2 separate regions of the Mus musculus genome follow, and region 2 is linked to region 1. Evidence: chromatin loops called from intact Hi-C (ENCODE). Cell type or tissue: heart. All regions are shown on one strand.

Region 1 (8,000 bases):
TGGTCCGTGCCCGGACTCCAGTGGGCTCAGGTGGTGGGGGTGGTGGAGCCTGCCGAGCCTCCAGTTCCTGCCGGGCACGCTGCTGCCTCTGAATGAGAGTCTCCATCACAGCCTGCAGCTTCATGGCCCTGCGGGCCGGGCCACCCCGGGCACCAGGGGCAGTTGGTGGGGGTGGCCCCTGCGGGGAAGGGTCTTGGCCGCACTGCAGCGTGGGGACCTCGGGGGAGCCGGAACAGTGCAGGGTGGCGGCTGGCAGAGACAGGGGCTGCCAACTCAGGCTGAAGGCTAGTGGGGCATGCCAGGAGCCACCAGTGGGATCCTTGTTACGTCAGGCACCCAGGGGCAGAGACTGGTGTTGGGCTCATTCAAGCACCTGCAGACTCCTGGGGGAACACAGCAAGAGATGAGGTCAGACTCCACCTGCGCCCCAGTGACACATCCTTCCCCAGAAGGCTACAGCAAAAGCTGATGGGAGAATTGGTCACACCTGCTCAGGGCTGGCACCCCCATCTGCCGGTCTGCAGGTTCCTCGGGACCAGGATCACTGCAGTGGACACTAAGGGAATCTCTGGGTCCCCTCTGGTCAGGTCCACCAGGGACACCTTGGGTGATTGTCCCATAAGAAGAGCTGTGGGGGAGGGGCCTGGTGTTCTTGCTTTCTTATTGGTCGTACCCCCCTCTTCTAGACTCCACAGTCCCTCTGGGTTCTGGATTCTGGTTCTAAGTTCTAGATGTTGCTTGGCCCCGAGAGGCCCTGGGACCCCTGGCCAAGATTACACAGTCGCCGTCTAGGAGCCCTAGACATGTGTGCCCATTCACATGTTGCCTTCTCAGATGTCCCTCAGCTGGCCTTAGGGCCTTGGTGTGCCACTAGTGTGGTACAAGTGCCCACCGTGTGTCACACTCGGGAACAGCAGCGCACCATGCAGGCATCACCCGAGTGTCCAGTGCTGCTCAAGGCTTTGCAGAGGGCACAGTCTGCCGTCACTAGGTTATAAAGCTCCAAGGAGGGAAATGTCCCAGAATACAGCATGTGTCCCTGCCAGAAGCCCTGGTGTCCTTTCAGCCAGCACCAGGATCCAGGTCCCACCTGGCTCCAGGCCATAACTCGACACTCCCCCCCCCCATAAGCCACCAATAAGAGAGTGGACAGTGCCCAGCAACACTCAAATGGCCTGAAATCAAGGGACCATGGCTCAAGGGGAGAGTTTAGTCCACCTTGCAGACAGAAAATCTGACAGGCCATCCTCTGTCTAGCCTGAACCTCAAAAGTCTTTGCGTACAGAACCCCTGGGAGTGACCCCAACAACCCAGTGTGTGAAGAAGGCAGACAACTCCTGGCTGTTGTTTTCAACAGACATCCTGGTCATCTGCTCCCCTGCCTAAGGAGACCTCTGCAGTTCAGGACTCTCTAGATCTTCAAGGAGAATGAGGACGTCTAATGTCCCCTTCCCTAGACCCCTTCCTTTTCCTTTGGGGTCACCCCAAACCCCACACTTTCAGCAGAATTCTGGCAGGTGGGTGGCCCCAAAGGAAAAGAATGCCAAGGGTCACCCCTTTCAGCCTAGGCTTCCCAAGAAAGAGAAACCTTGGAGGCCTGGACACATGAGTGGCCTCAACACTCAGTCCCTCCACACCCTGTGGCTGCTGGTCACCCTGGTCCACCAGACTCAAGAACTGCTGGAGGGGACATTTCTGGACACTATCTGGCTTGATCCATCGCCCTTCCCCCACCCCGCTGAGCACAAACCCCCCCCCCACGGAAATGCTGAAAGCGACGCCCCCTCTTTGAGGGTGGGGTGGGGGAAGGCATGAGGAAAAAGCTAGAGGAAGCCCCTCTCCCAGCCTCCCGTCCCCCCACCCAGGTCTGTTTGGTTTAATGACCCTTCCTGGTGGAGGGTGGGGGAGGGGAACAGGGTAGGCCTCCACTGGTGGGGCTGGTAGCCCTGGAGGGACACAGATGGAAACCCCAAAGCTGCCCCTAGGTCAGGCCTGGACATCCCCCACCCTCTAGAGGTACCGGTACCCTGAGCCAACGTTGCCCATCCTTATAGACCCCTCCCCCAGCCCTTTGTCCTTGGCCCCCACCCTCAATTTATGGCATTCTCAGAAAGATCTACTAGGAACTGGTAGCTGGTGTTTGTGGAAGGGGGATCTGGCTGCAGTGGGGAAGAGACCCAGAGCCACACCCTAGTCCCCCCACCACCTCCAAGCCTCAGGTCAGAGAGAGAGAGAGAGAGAGAGAGAGAGAGAGAGAGAGAGAGAGAGAGAGAGAGAGAGAGGGAGGGAAGGAGGGAGGGAGGGAGGGAGAGAGGGAGGGGGAGAGGGAGAGAGGGAAGAGAGAGAGAGAGAGAGAGAGAGAGAGAGAGAGAGAGAGAGAGAGAGAGAGAGAGAGAGGTCACTAGCTCGGCCAGGCCTTGCAAAACACGGTTATTTGGAGTTGTGCAAGGCCAGGGCCCGAGGGTGGCGAAAGGGGCCCCTCTCTCCTCCAAGGGAGGTGGAGGGGGAAGGGCAGGAGCTGGGGAGGGGGCTGGGAAAGAAGGCACTGTGCCCCCCCAGGAGACGTGTGCAAAAACACACCCCAGTCAGAGGACAAATGTAAAACAACAACAAAAAAACAAACAAACAACCCCCCCAGTGGAGTCGGTATTTCAAAGGCTTCTTGGAAAGAGCGAGCTGGGGAGGGGGGGTGACCCTGCTGCCCAAGTCGTAAAAAACGGAAGATATTTGACAAACCCGCTGCGAGTTGACACACACGCGCGCACTCCGCGCTTCCTGCTCCCTCTTTTGTGTCGGGGGGGGGGGGGCAGGGGACCCTACCGGAGGGATCTGGATGGGCGCACCCCGCGGGGCAAGTGGAGACCCCAGTCCCAGTAGTACACTGGAGCTAGGGAACGAAATGGGGGGGGGGAGATGGGCGGACCCCGCTGGACACAGGTTTGGAAGAGAAAAAGAACTGTAGGTACCGGGGCGTGGTGGCGCGCCCGGCCTGGGATTTTCCCAAGCACTTGGGAAGGAAAGCTGCGGCAGGGGGATGGCCTCGAGTTTCAGGCTAGTCTGAGCTTTAACTCGAGTTCTAAGTCAGCCCGTACTACACAGTAAGATCCTATCTCCAAACATCTTTTTTAATTAATAAGAAAAAGCAAAACCATGTTCCCAGAGCGCAGCCCCCAGTCCTCTGCGCGCGCGCACATACACAGACACACACACCCCGGGTCCGTTTCCTTCCGCCAGGGGACAGCGCGCACTCGCGACCCCCGCGCACTCGTGTACCGGATGAAGGTCTCCAAGATCTACAACCGCAACAGCCACCCCAACTCTGATCCGTCAAGTCGCATACTCAGCCCTGCACCCCTCTACGCGCGCGTCTTTGCCTAACTTTGGAGACCCCGCAATTGTCGGTTTCCAGGGTGCCCTACGCTGCCACCTTTAGGAGAGATCGCTAGAGCCGCGCTGCAAAAGGCCTTACCGCCCGGGGTGGCCCGGGGGGCGCATGCCCCGGTGCCCGGAGCCCAGCCCAGAGTCCAGCCTGCTGGTGGCCTCCGGTGGCCTCTCTCCCCCTTGGCCTCCCCCTGGTGCCCAGTGCACGCTCCTGGCTTCGGGGTCACCCGCCTCACCGAGTCTCCAGGCCGCGTCTACATCTCCATCCGTCTGGATCGGATAGGGACGAGGTCTCCGCGCGCGACCGGGCCCCCCGCCCCGCCCCTCCCCCACCCAGCAGACGAATCGCCGTGTGACAAATTGCTCTCAGATGCAAATACCTCGCCGGTGATTCAGCAGCCCCGGGGACGCAGGAGGAGGTGGTGGGTGTCTCTCCAGGGTCCCCCTTTCCAAGCTTTCCCAGGACACCACACCGGGGTCCCCCTTCTCCAACTCAATCTGAGGACGTCCACGGTGGGAGGAGGTGGAGGGGAGCCGGAGAGCCGCCACAGAGTGGACGGAAAACTTCAGGTCGCGGCCCCTTTAAATGATAATAAATAATAAAAGGAAGGGGGAACCGGACTGAGGGACGCTCCGCCCCCATCTTAGGGACCGTGCGCAAAGTGCACGCCGCAGCCCACGGCGCAGAGGCCGCGAGCGGGAGGGCGGGGCTGCGAGAGCCCCATCGCGGGAATCCCGAAGAGTTAAAAAGGGTTCCTCGCCCCACCTCTGAGCGGAAAGTCACCTGGGCCCCCGGCCGTTTCCTGGTTTCACCCGGAACGCAAGATGGATAAGCCAAGCTTGGAGCTGGAACCTCCGCCCACTATGCTACCCTAACCTTCCGGGCCTGAGGCTCCACGTCTCTGAAATGGGCTTAAAAACCCCCGGCTAGGCTAGATCTGCGGGGGCTGGGACGCTGGGGTGTGAGGGCGCTGCGTGCGCAAAAGCACCGGGTTGGGCTGCGCGCGCGTTCGAGGAAATGCGAGGAACCGTGACGACCGTACCTAGGAGCGAGGGAAAGGAGGGCCATCCTTTAACCAACTCAGTGAAGCCCCTGCCTCGGTCTACCCAGTTCGTCTCGGGAGAGTACTGGATTCTGAGGTCCCATTTTGCAGGCTGGGAAACCGAGGCATGATGTGAGCTCAGCTAGAAGTTGAGACGATTCTAGTGGGTAACGCCAGTGCTCAGGGCAACCCCCGACCTCGACTAGTTCCCCATAGGTGGTGCTCAGGTCCCTTGTTAGACTGTTGTGGGGATCTTGAGCAGTCTGCCCCTTGAAAGCCACTTGTGTGAGTGTCTGGAGAGATGGGGTGGCTCCGGCCAATCCAAGTTCCCGGAATCCTCCCTAGAATCTGAGACTGCAGCAGTTGCTTGGAACCTTAGCCTGCAAGGCTAAGAAAGTTGCAGGTGGCAGCGAACTGCGCCTTCAAACTTTAGACACCTTGATGTGTTGGGGTGTGGCCCCGGGGTGGAGCTGGGCCTGCACACCAGCATTCTTCTCCAGCATCAAACGGGCTACTAGCAGATCTTTCTCCCTCTAATCATCTTGTGTGTCCCCTGTAAACTTGGGCAACCCCCCAAAACATTCTGCCAAGATAATGAAAGCAACATACATTCCCATTCTCTCTCTCTCTCTCTCTCTCTCTCTCTCGTGTCTGTGTGTGTGTGAGAGAGAGAGAGAGAGAGAGAGAGAGAGAGAGAGAGAGAAAGAGACCGAGACCAGAAGGGCTTCAGCAGCTCACGCATAGAGGTCCTAGGAAAACTTAGTGGAGTCGGCTTTCTCCTTCCACCTTTATGTGTATTCTGGGATGCCAAGATTCTCAGGACGCCAAGCTTGTCAGCAAGTGCCTTTACCTTCTGAACCTTGTTGCTGACCCCTAAAATACTGTTCTTAGTATTTTTTGATAGAATCTTCAAAGACAAAAGCCTAAATCTGCTGGTCCCTTTTTTATGGCAGGGATATATTTAGCCAAGGGTCCAGGTGGCAAGCATAATGACATAATGACAGGTCTCCTTATGACAGGTCTCCTAATTCACAAGATACAATTCTGGCAACTTGAAAGGCATCCGACTCGCGCCGCAGGGTGTGCGCGCCGCCTGCCGGGCGCCAGCGGAACTGCGCCCAGGGTAAGATTTTTCATCATGGAGGCGGGGCTTCAACCCAGCAGTGGAGGCCGCCAGGTGGTGCTATCGCACCTGAAAAGACGGTTTCCCACGTTAGATTGGGAGAAACTGAGGCCTGAAGTTCTCCTACATAGCTTTTTTTCTGTTGAAGACAGGGTGTGAAGTCATGAATCACGAAGTGTATCACGAAGTTAAAGTACAAGGAACGGACACGCATGACCACATCATTTTCAGATTGTATTGACACTTTTGGATCCTGGAGATGAGTGCTCTGTCCGGGACCCGCCCAGACCCTCACTGGGGGCATTGTAGACAGGAGGTGAGGCAGATGTCAACAGTGGCTCCCGCCTTTATACTCCGGCGCCTGAGGCAGAGGCGGGGGGATTTCTGAGTTTGAGGCCAGCGTGATCTACAGAGTGAGTTCCAGGACAGCCAGGGCTACACCTTGCTAAGAGACACCCTGCTTAGGAAGACGGACAAATATGGGGTCCCATTGTGTAGCCTTGGCTGGCCTAGAACTCAGAGACATCCGCCTACCGCAGTGTTTGTCTCTCATGCTGTGGTTCCTTTATAGAATTTTACTTCTGAGGCTTTTGGGATGGAGTCGGGATTTTTCCTGATCTTAGATATCAGATTTGCCATTCCTGTAGGCCTCCTTTCTAACCCTAAGGATGTATGAACCCCTTAAGGGTAGATTCATTTCAGGCTGGATTTGTAATTGAGCGGTGGCTGTCTGGAAGTGATTAAAACGGGGAGCTGGGGCCTGATTTTTTAAAATGTATTATTATTTTTTTTAAGATTTATTTATTATTATATATAAGTACACTGTAGCTATCTTCAGACACACCAGAAGAGGGAGTCAGGTCTTGTTATGGATGGTTGTGAGCCACCATGTGGTTGCTGGGATTTGAACTCTGGACCTTTGGAAGAGCAGTCAGGTGCTCTTACCTGCTGAGCCATCTCACCAGCCCCAAAATGCATTATTTTACTATAAGTGTAATTTGTAAATTAATATGGCATCTTTACTTCTCTACCTTTGCTAGTCCCCGATAGCCATAGAGAAACCAAGATTTATTTCCAGCTGCACCTCAGAGGATGGGCAGGACTGGTTTATACTAGTTCCTCCTCTAGGTTCTCCCTGCCCCAGCTCTGTAGTGCCTGAACCACGGTAATGTATCCTAGCTCTCTCTGCTTCCCAGCTTTTCCCATGGTATCTTCTCGGACCTCTCCTTTGGCGGCTCATCTCCTCATTCTTTCTAAACCTCTCTCTCTCTTTCTCTCTCTCTCTCTAACTCTCTCTCTCTCTCTCTCTCTCTAAATCTTTCTCTCCACCCCCACCCCTGATGGCAGAAGTGCCCCTCCCTATTCTCTTTTCTGCCCAGCCATTGGGTGATCAGCATTTATTGACAAGGCAGAGAATAAATGGTAAGAATTGTTTACACAAACTCATTAAGGGAAGCTCTTAGTATAAGCATTACAATGCCCTGTCTGGATTGAAACAAGATTTGAGGGCACAGAGATCAGCATTTAAATAACACAAGGGTGAACTTTACACAGTGTAAAAAAAAACAAAAACAAAACAAACAGACATTTTGCCTACATTGGTTGGAGGAGGAGGAGGGCATGGGGAAGGGGGAGGGGGGTTGAGACACGTCCTGTCTGCTACTTCCTTCTGCTTCCTAGTCACCCTGGCTGAGCAGCTATGATCAGTTCATTCCTCTTCCATGATTCTGAGCCCACCAATGCCCCCTTAGAGGCAATATAACCGTTTTCTTTGTTTTCTTCTTCAAACTTCGCCCCCCTCAGGAAATGATTCAGTCCATGAAGCGCTTGCCTTGAAGGGTGAGGGTTTCATTGTGGGAAGAGTTCAGTCCCCAGGGCCCCTGAAGAAACCCAGGCCTGGTGGTGTGCACCTTCACTCCAGCACTGGGAGACAGGAGGATTTCTGGTGTTCCAGGCCAGCCAGCCTAGAGGAATTCCTAGCTCCAGATTCAGAAAGAGCCCCTTCCATAGCGAGATGGAGCCAGGCATGGCGTGCTCCCTCTGCCTTCAGTCTCAGCACTCAGAAGCAGAAAGATTACTGTGAGGTCTGGGCTAGCCTGCTCTACATGGTCACCTCCCTGTCACTCAGAACTACACCTACTGGGACCCTATCTCAAAACTAATACCCATAAGGTGGGGCTGAGGGATGGCTCAGGGGTTAAGAGAACTGGATCCTCTGCCACAGAGCCTTAGTTCCATTCCCAGTACCTACACGGAACCTCACAACCACATTAACTCCAGTCCCAGGGGATCTCTCTTCTGGCCTTTATGAGCCACCTGATGTGGGTGCTGGGAATTGAACTCTCAGGTCCTCCGGAAAAACAGGATGAACACTTAACTGTTGACAAACTCACTCTCTGTTTGAATTAAGAAAACTTAATATGAGCTGGGCGTGGCAGCACACCCCTTTAATC
Region 2 (8,000 bases), 70 kb before region 1:
CAGAAGCCTCTGGGGAAGGAAGACAAGTGTCGAGAGATCCACATCGTCCCTTCCTGACCTGCATACCACAGTCCGCAAGAGGCCCGTTTCCATCCTGGCCCACCTGAAGCATGGCCACGTTGGTACTGTCATTCATGAAGTTGAAGATCTGGGGTCCCAGCACCCCCCAGAGTTCGTGTAGGTCCCTCAACAGAGCCAGCTCCTCGAAGGTCTGGTTCACCTGCAAGTGGGCAGCTGAGATAAGCCAGGCTGCCTGTCCACATCTCTGTCCTGCCTCTGGTCATGCCCCAGTCTCTGCACCTCTGGACCTTTGTCTCTTCATCATTATTGAGCCTCTGGCTCAATGTGTCACTCTGGCTGACCTGGAACTCAGAGATCTGCTTGCCTCTGCCCCCAATGCTGGTACTGAAGGCATGTGCCAGCACACGGAGCCATTCCATTATTCTGAGACAACATCTGACCCTATAACTTAGGCTGGAATTCCACACATTCGGCCTCAACTTCCTTCTGAGTGCTGGAACTCTAAGCCTGTGTGGTTAGGCTCTAAGAAAGAGCCATCACTTTAAGTTGTTTTCCCTTAAAAAAAAATTAGGGTGCCAGGAGTGGTGACCCAGGCCTTTAGTTCCAATACTCAGGAGACAGTGGCAGGCAGAGCTCTCTGAGTTCAAGGCCAGCCTGATCTACAAATTAAGTCCAGTGCAAAAAAACGAAAAACTAAATGTGTGTGTGTGTGTGTGTGTGTGTGTGTGTGTGTGTGTGTAGAGCCCAGAGCTCTGTGCATTTTGTGCATTTCAGGCGACCCCCTAACCATTGAACCCTGCCTCCCCAGCCCCAAGCTCCTATCTTTCCAGCTCCTACATGGGCTGGGAAGATGTGAGGGTCAGAGGCTTGGGAGGGTGGGGCAGATGTTCTACAACCCCTGCCCCTATCTGGGAATTCCAGGCAGGGTGTCCATGCTGACCACACCCCCACAGTCCCTCACTGAGAGTCTAGGCAGGGATTCTACTCCTGAACAAGCCTCAGTCTCACCTGAGTCTTACTCACTGCTCTTGGCCACCTGACTAAGGGTACTGTGTATATCGCTGTCCCTTCTTTGGCTCCTGCGTCTCACCTGAGCCATGAGCTTCCGAGTGAAGTTTGTGTCAGGTGCAAAGAGAATTTTCCCGAGGATCAATGGCTTCAGGCGCCTCCAGAGCAGCCGAGACACAGGGTGGTCATCCAGTGTCCCCACAAACTCAGAGCAGGCAGGGCCTGATAGGGGAGGATACGGTGAGCCCCAGGAGAACATGCTCTGCTCTCCACCGGCCCCACGGGGACCCAACACAGCCCTAAAGACTTACTGAGACTGTTGTCAGGCAGGGCAGGGGCCACCTCTGGCCCCATGAACTCATTAAGCTGGTTGGCTTCGTACCAATTGAGGGACAGGCCCCCTGGACTGCTGGGTCCCTTGGTACTGCAGAGGGCCTCCGAAACCAGCTCCAGAGAACCAGCTGACCCTCGGGGCCTCCGCAGCAAAGCTCGGAGCTCCATCAGGCTGGGCAGTGTCAGGAGCTGTAGAGAAGTCACCCAGGGCAGCTGGACACCTCCTGCAGACCATCTGACAACCTTTTTTGGTTTTTGGCTTTTGTTTTGTTTTGTGTTTGGGTTTTTGTTTTGTTTTGTTTTGTTTTGTCTTGTTTTTGAAATAGGGTTTCATGTGGCTGCCTGGCCTTCCTTGCTATGTAGCGGAGGAGGACCTGCTTCTACCTCCCGAATGCTGGTGTGACAGCAGTGTCACCTCTCCTGGTTTATGAAGAATTAGGGGTGGGATCCAGGGTTTCATGCATGCTGGGCTGGCTTACACCCTCAGTCCATTTAGTTGCTCGAGATAGTATCTCCATCTATAGCCCAGGCTAGCCTCAAATTTGCAATTCTCCCACCTCGAGTCTGGAGCACACCGCTCGGTGGGAGGGATGCACCAGCACACATAGCTTTTTCTAACTTGGAGCCTGAACCTGGGCAGGTACCTGGGCAGGAGCACCTGTTCTGTCCCCTTCCCTTCCCCGTCTGCATGTTGCTTCCTGGCCAGGATAGAGGCTGGCTGGGGCTGCTCACCTCCTGGGCAAGATCCCTGATAGCATCTGAGAACTTTCTCATAGAATCCTGGGCTTGACCCAGCACAGGATCCAGGGATGCCTGTGAAGCAACGATGGGTGAGACCTGGGTGGACTGCTCAGTAGTCCCCTGGCCATAAATGACCTTGGACCCATGATCCTCCCACAGAGCCAGAATGGAGGTGAGCACTCCCCCCACTGATCCCCACCGAGCTCCTATCACCCCGCTTTACAAATGAGGAATGGAGGAGTTGAAAGGGGCAAGGGCTCATCCCAGGCGGCCACGGGAGTTCCTCGCGCCAGCCCCCCCTCACCCTTTGCAGGATCTTCTCCAGAAGCTTAGTCACTGACCCTTGACTGGTCGGCTGGTCACTCTCCTGTGGTCGTGCTGAGGGGAGGGGATGCCAACAGGCAGCCAAGCTCAGCCTGCAGCTCAGCCTCCTCCCCAACCCCCTGCCCGATTTACAGCCCCAGGTCTCTACCTCCACCTCCAACTGCCCTGAGCACGGGGATCAGTTTCCCCAGGGCATCCAGCATGTCCTGGATGCTGTGGCCCCCGAGCACTGTGCGGGTATCAGCGAGGAGCCTCGAGATCCTGGGGAGCAGAGAGGGAGTGGGAGGCGGGGCCTCAAGAGTCCAGGACCCCATTCACCAGCCAGCCCCCACCTGCCAAGTTCACTCACAAGGAATCCTTAAAGTTACTCAGGACCCCAGGCTTCTCGCCAGGCGTTGGGTGCTGGAAGCAGGAGTTGTTTACGTTGCAGACAAGGCCCTGCAGCCAGGGCACCGTGCCCGCCGATGGTAATGGCTTGTTTGGAAAGTGGCCTGGAGCGGGGAGACATCTGCTCATAGTCGCCCTCACTTCTATTATCAGCTCATTAAATGATATGGCCACCCGCCACACCCAGCTCAGACCCCAGCGCCAAGCAGGGCGGGAGAGGCTTGTCACTGTCCCACCACACACACAGCGGCTCACATTCGTGATGCTCCAGAGGGGGGTGGGAGTGACGGACAGCCACTAGGATGAAGAAGAGGAAGAGGGGCCAAAGCAACTCCACTAGTAGTTGGATCTGGGGAGAGAATGGGTAGGAGACTTTGGGGGGCCGTGATGGACACCTGCCATCGCCCCCCCCCCGACCTGCAAACCCCGGGCGTTACCGGTTGTCTCCGTCGATAGGTGTAATTTTTCCACAGCAGAAGCATCAGCTGTGTGCCTAAGGCCATGATGACTCTGGACCGGAAACAGCGGAGAGGACAGGACAAAGAAAAGGCTGAGAGTGAGCTGTGTGGCTCCAGACAAATGTCTGCGGGTCTCTGATCCTCATCCTTCCGAACATCGGGCTGAGCCTCAATAAATCTCCCGCAAAGAGCCCGGCAAACAAGGCACCATAGAAAGAAATTCACTAGGGAAGTGACCAATGGGAACCCGGCGCGCAGCCGTCCTCGTAGCTGATTGGCTGGAAGGGCTATCGATGAAGGCTGGGGTCTGGAAGACCCTGTTTGCATTCTTAGGGGGCGGAGCTTGGGTTTAAAGCTTGGGGCTTGGGGCTCGGGGCTCCACGGTCAGCCTCATACCAGACCGGGGTCTCGGTTCCGTTCGCCCCAGGTGGCCCCCGGTGAGACCCGGAGTCTGTGTCATTTGCAGCTGGCCTTCTATTTTTTAAGAGATGGGAACTGAGGCTCAAAAAGGGGCAAAGTCACGCTCCCAAGGAAACCAGAGAAGAAGGAGGGCCCGCCCTCCGGAGTCAAAAGGAGGGTACAGAAGACCGCCGGCTAGGAGGAGTCAGGGACAGGCTCCTTGAGCACGCCATTCCTGATTTCGTTATTTTATTTCCCCCCGGAACTGTATGCCTGTGGCCTGCTTCATGATACCGATAGGGAAACTGAGGCTGACAGAGAGGGAAATTGCCAAAGTTTAACCATCTACATGGAAATTGGCGGCTTCCACTCGGGGACTTTTTTCTTTCATAAAGTGAAATTTGAGATCTGGGGGGTGGGGGGTGACAGGCCTCATTTGGAAAGTGGGACACTGGAGGTGTAGGTTGGCAGAGGTCCCTCGAGGTGACCAGATGACCGCTGTGAGGATCGGTGGTCCATTTTTCCCACACTCCCCGGAAGGATAAGGAAGGGCAAGGGAGAGTAGGCACCTGGAACCCCAAATTATCAGGGAACGTGGCTCAGCCCACCCTCACCCCACAGCATCCCCAGATCTCCAGGCTCCACCTTCCACCCTCTCGGGGATTTTCTCACCGTTCTGAGGCCCCCAAACTCCATCCACTTTCGCTCCTCTCGGCCTCGGCGGGGGAGCGCGGCCCCTTTAAGTGGAGCCCCGCTCAATTGCGGACGACGCCCTTCGCAACCCGGTGCCCTAAGGAGCACCCAGCCCCGCCCCCTAACGCTACTATTGGATATTGCACCTGCTACTCAGGCGACTTTGCCATTGGAGGAGGCGGGACCACAGCCCGCCTCTCCGAGCCGGGTTTCTTAAAGGGACAACAGGATTCCTGCTGCATCAGTTTGGCTTCACTGGGACACGACAAAGAGGGGGACAACGGGTCACCTGTGAGTTCACATCTTGAAATGGCAGCTCCCCACAGCAAGACATTCCTGTCTCCTCTCCCCAAGGACTCCTTTTTAAAAATACTTTTTAATTTTGAGAGTGGCTCACACTGCTGTGGTAGGCCTGGAAATCACTGCTTAGACCAGGCTGGTCTCACAGAGATCCGCCTGCCTCTGCCTCCTGAGTGCTGGGATTAAAGGCGTGTGCCACCACAAGTAACCTTTGTTTTTAAATTTAATTAATTTGCTTATTAGGGTAGGACACATGCATGCATGGCATATCTGTGGAGGTCAGAGGACCATTTCCTGGAGTCTATTCTTGCCTACCATGATGTGGGACCTCAGGCAAAGACCAAGTTTAGGTCGGAAGGTTTGCACAAGGTCTTTGTATCCTGTGCCATCTCCTGCCACCAGCCAGAATTGTACCACAGCCTCTGTGAGCTCATCTCCAAAGTAGAGCTTCAAGGACCTGCACATTCATTTTAGCAACATCCTCTGGTCTAGACAATTTCAGAATCAGGTGGCAGCCCAATATCCTAAGATTAGAATCAATAGTTGCCTGGATTGTAGGCAAGATTCTCAGATGTCTCCTACTCTGGAAAAAAAAAACTGGTTTATTTCACAAAGCATAGAGGGAGATGGGTGTAGATCACCCTGGCAAGCGTGAGTTAGGGGGCCTTAGAAGTTGGGGTTTTGCAGATGCATAGGAGTTCGAAGGAAGCTGGTGAGGGAGACTCAGCCTCTTTCTCCACCCTAGCCCCGATCTATCTCACATCATTCATTCAACTGTGTCTGTTTCTCGCCTTCTCCCTAACTTTTGTGCAGGGCTTGCACCTTGCTTCTAGACAGCGCCCCCTCCATCACGGCCAAACTCAGGAATGTACTTTACTCTTAGAAACAGAGGTTTTTATTGTTTTTGTTTTTGTTTTGTTTTTGTTTTTTTTTTTGTTTTTTTGGTCCACACAGGGAATTTCACATTTTCTGGCAGTGCAGGGGCCCGTGTGGGTCATGTGTGGCCCCTTCCGAGGCCCAGACTCTAGCACACCTAATCAGGGCCTGCACAGGGGCAGGGAAGCCTTCAAACACCAGAGGAGTGAGGGAGGGCTGCAGGCGTTGGGGTCACATCTGGCTTGCCTCAGTTTCCCCACGGGGCACAGGAGGGTGAAGTCTGAGAGTCGTGGGAAAGCAAACTTAGTCCCTCAGAATGCCTGCAGTATTTTAAAGCCTAGTGTACTCCAATACTTTTGAGGCAAAACCCCCACAAAACCCCTTGTTTTCTTTCATTGAAACTGCCTGTAATTTCCCCGGGTTCACAAACCACAAACTGATGTGAAAGAGATGAAGAAACAGGAAGCCCATTGGGGCCAGCCTCTCCCACAGCCCACTGGGAAACGCACAGCCTCACTGTCCCACCAAGGACACCCATGTCCCCTGTCTGGTGGGTCAATCCTGGGAAGGAAGCGAGGCATGGTGGGTGAGGAAGGAGCATAGATAGCACAGATCTGTCATCCCAGCCCTTAGGAAGCTGAGGCAGGAGGATTGCAGTGAGTTCCAGGCCAGAGAGAGATACAAAGAGATGACCAGTTTCCAAACACAAAACACAATGAAAACCCCAAAGCCCACACAGGGCTGCTGATGCAGTGGGGGAGCTGGCATGCTGGGTGCTCAGTAGCCAGCTTCCTCCTGGCAGTAGGCCAGGTACTCTGGGGCCTCGCCTTGGCCGTCACCCGCAGGAGCCCCGTCAGCTGCAGAGCCCTGTGGGCAATACTTGGGATCGTAGATCTGCCGCCCCAGTCCGAAGACCTGACCGCTCTGGTTGGCGCCCTGCGTGTAGCCCATCTGCAGGGACATGGAAGAGTTGTCGCACTTGTCGGTGCCCAGCTTGGTGTCATAGATGTGCCTCCGGGTCCCTGGAGCTGTCATGCCCACCTGGAGACAGGGGAGAAGGTAAGTGGGGCTCAGAAGAAGAGCAGCTAATCCCCTCAGTGTACTCCCTGTAACTCTCTACAGGGCTTCCAAAGCTTAGACTAAACCCTTTTGTTTCTTTAAGGCTTGATCTTGGACTAGAGAGATGGCTCCGTGGTTAAGAGCACTGACTGCTCTTCCAGAGGTCCTGAGTTCAATTCCCAGCAACCACATGGTGGCTGACAACCATCTGTAATGGGATCTGATGCCCTCTTCTGGTGTGCCTAAAGACAGCTGCAGTGTACGTATATAAATAAAAATAAATAAATCTTAAAAAAAAAAAGACTTAGTCTCATGTAGCACAGGCTAGCCTCAAACTCATTCTGCAGTTGAGGATGGCTCTGGACTCCTGCTCCTCTGCTACTTTCTGAGGATGACAAGCTCATGCCCAGTTTATGCCGTGCTGAGTCAGGAGAGCTGCCAAGAGCTCCAGGCTACCCTTGGCTACATAGTCAGGCCCTGGCTCAAACCCAGCCTCTGCACAAAAACAAAAGGAAATACAACTTTTTGTCCCAAAGCACCAACCTCCCACTATCTCCTTCTGAGGTCCCCAAAACCTCAGTGACACACCCATTCAACTTAACAAAAAGGTTAGAGTATCAGGTGGGGTTATGCACAGAGTACGGCTGTCACTTCTGTAAGCATGCACAGTGAGGAAGAACCAGAGTTGAGGCTGAGGTGGGGGGTCACAGCCGGGGTGCCAGGGTGCAGGGGCACAGGGGCGCCGGGGCAGGACCCACCTGGCTGGCACACTTGTTGGTGCCCATCTGGAGGCTGATGGTGCAGTGGTCCATGGGAGGCAGGATATGGTTCTTGGGGTCATAGAGATGTCTCCTGGTACCATAGGCTGTCATGCCAGACTGGCTGGCACACTTGTTGGTGCCCATCTGCAGGGGGCAGTAGGGGATTAGGGTGCTGTCGGCAGGCTCCAAACCTTCCTTGGAGCTCAAGGGGTCAGGGCCCTGTCCAGGCTCTGGGACTGACCTGCAGCCCGATGACGCACTGGCCGGCCTTCATGGTGGCGTCGTCAAAGTTCCTCTCCTGTTTCTCCGAATACTTAACTCCAATGTCCACACCACTCTGCAGCCCCTTGGTCTTGGCCTGGATGGGAGGGGGGTGGTGAAGGGAGCTGTCAGTGGATACAACCCTGCCCCTCAGGTGTCTGGCCCTGCCCTCAAACCTCCAAGTCCACTATAGGGACTTCTCACCACCTCCCAAACTCCTTGTTGAAACGTGGTAGACTCTAGACAGCAAATTTTCCTTACTCCCCACTTCTGGCATCAGGTGAAGTGACTTTTTGTTTGTTTATTTATTCTATGTATATGAGTATACTATAGCTGTCCTCAGACCCACCAGAAGAGGGCATCAGATCCCATTACAGAT

What was found. A loop is a pair of places that touch in the nucleus more often than their neighbours do. Peaks named below come from ENCODE experiments on the same cell type or tissue, not always from the same donor. Only the 100,000 strongest peaks of a DNase experiment are listed, where the experiment ranks them.
Region 2: it touches region 1 in a loop (5-fold over the local background); 1 of 42 quality-filtered maps calls a loop at or near these places.

The regions. Positions count from the first base shown.
Region 1 is chr10:79,923,018-79,931,017 of GRCm38, reverse strand. It overlaps Arid3a (AT rich interactive domain 3A (BRIGHT-like)), which reads right to left and starts at 3,677. Exons shown (of 9, transcript NM_001288625.1): 1 at 3,618-3,677; 2 at 1-383. The coding sequence starts at 124. It overlaps Gm40715 (a long non-coding RNA gene), which reads left to right and starts at 4,027. Exons shown (of 2, transcript XR_001779822.2): 1 at 4,027-4,556; 2 at 5,429-6,325. It also overlaps a transcript of Kiss1r not described here. In heart, CTCF peaks have their summits at 3,242 and 3,443; DNase peaks (open chromatin) are centred at 2,737, 3,277, 4,047, 5,547 and 3 weaker places; H3K4me3 peaks cover 5,277 bases; H3K27ac peaks cover 5,532 bases; H3K27me3 peaks cover 1,016 bases.
Region 2 is chr10:79,992,932-80,000,931 of GRCm38, reverse strand. Cnn2 (calponin 2) reads right to left here. Exons shown (of 7, transcript NM_007725.2): 5 at 7,602-7,718; 6 at 7,358-7,504; 7 at 5,532-6,581. The coding sequence ends at 6,318. It overlaps Abca7 (ATP-binding cassette, sub-family A (ABC1), member 7), which reads right to left and starts at 4,438. Exons shown (of 47, transcript NM_001347081.2): 1 at 4,344-4,438; 2 at 3,252-3,324; 3 at 3,070-3,163; 4 at 2,777-2,918; 5 at 2,576-2,688; 6 at 2,408-2,481; 7 at 2,095-2,175; 8 at 1,341-1,551; 9 at 1,112-1,251; 10 at 104-220; 11 at 1-9. The coding sequence starts at 3,317. In heart, CTCF peaks have their summits at 4,478 and 7,965 (motif pointing right); DNase peaks (open chromatin) are centred at 2,794, 3,541, 4,501 and 6,396; H3K4me3 peaks cover 2,186 bases; H3K27ac peaks cover 2,568 bases; H3K27me3 peaks cover 1,698 bases.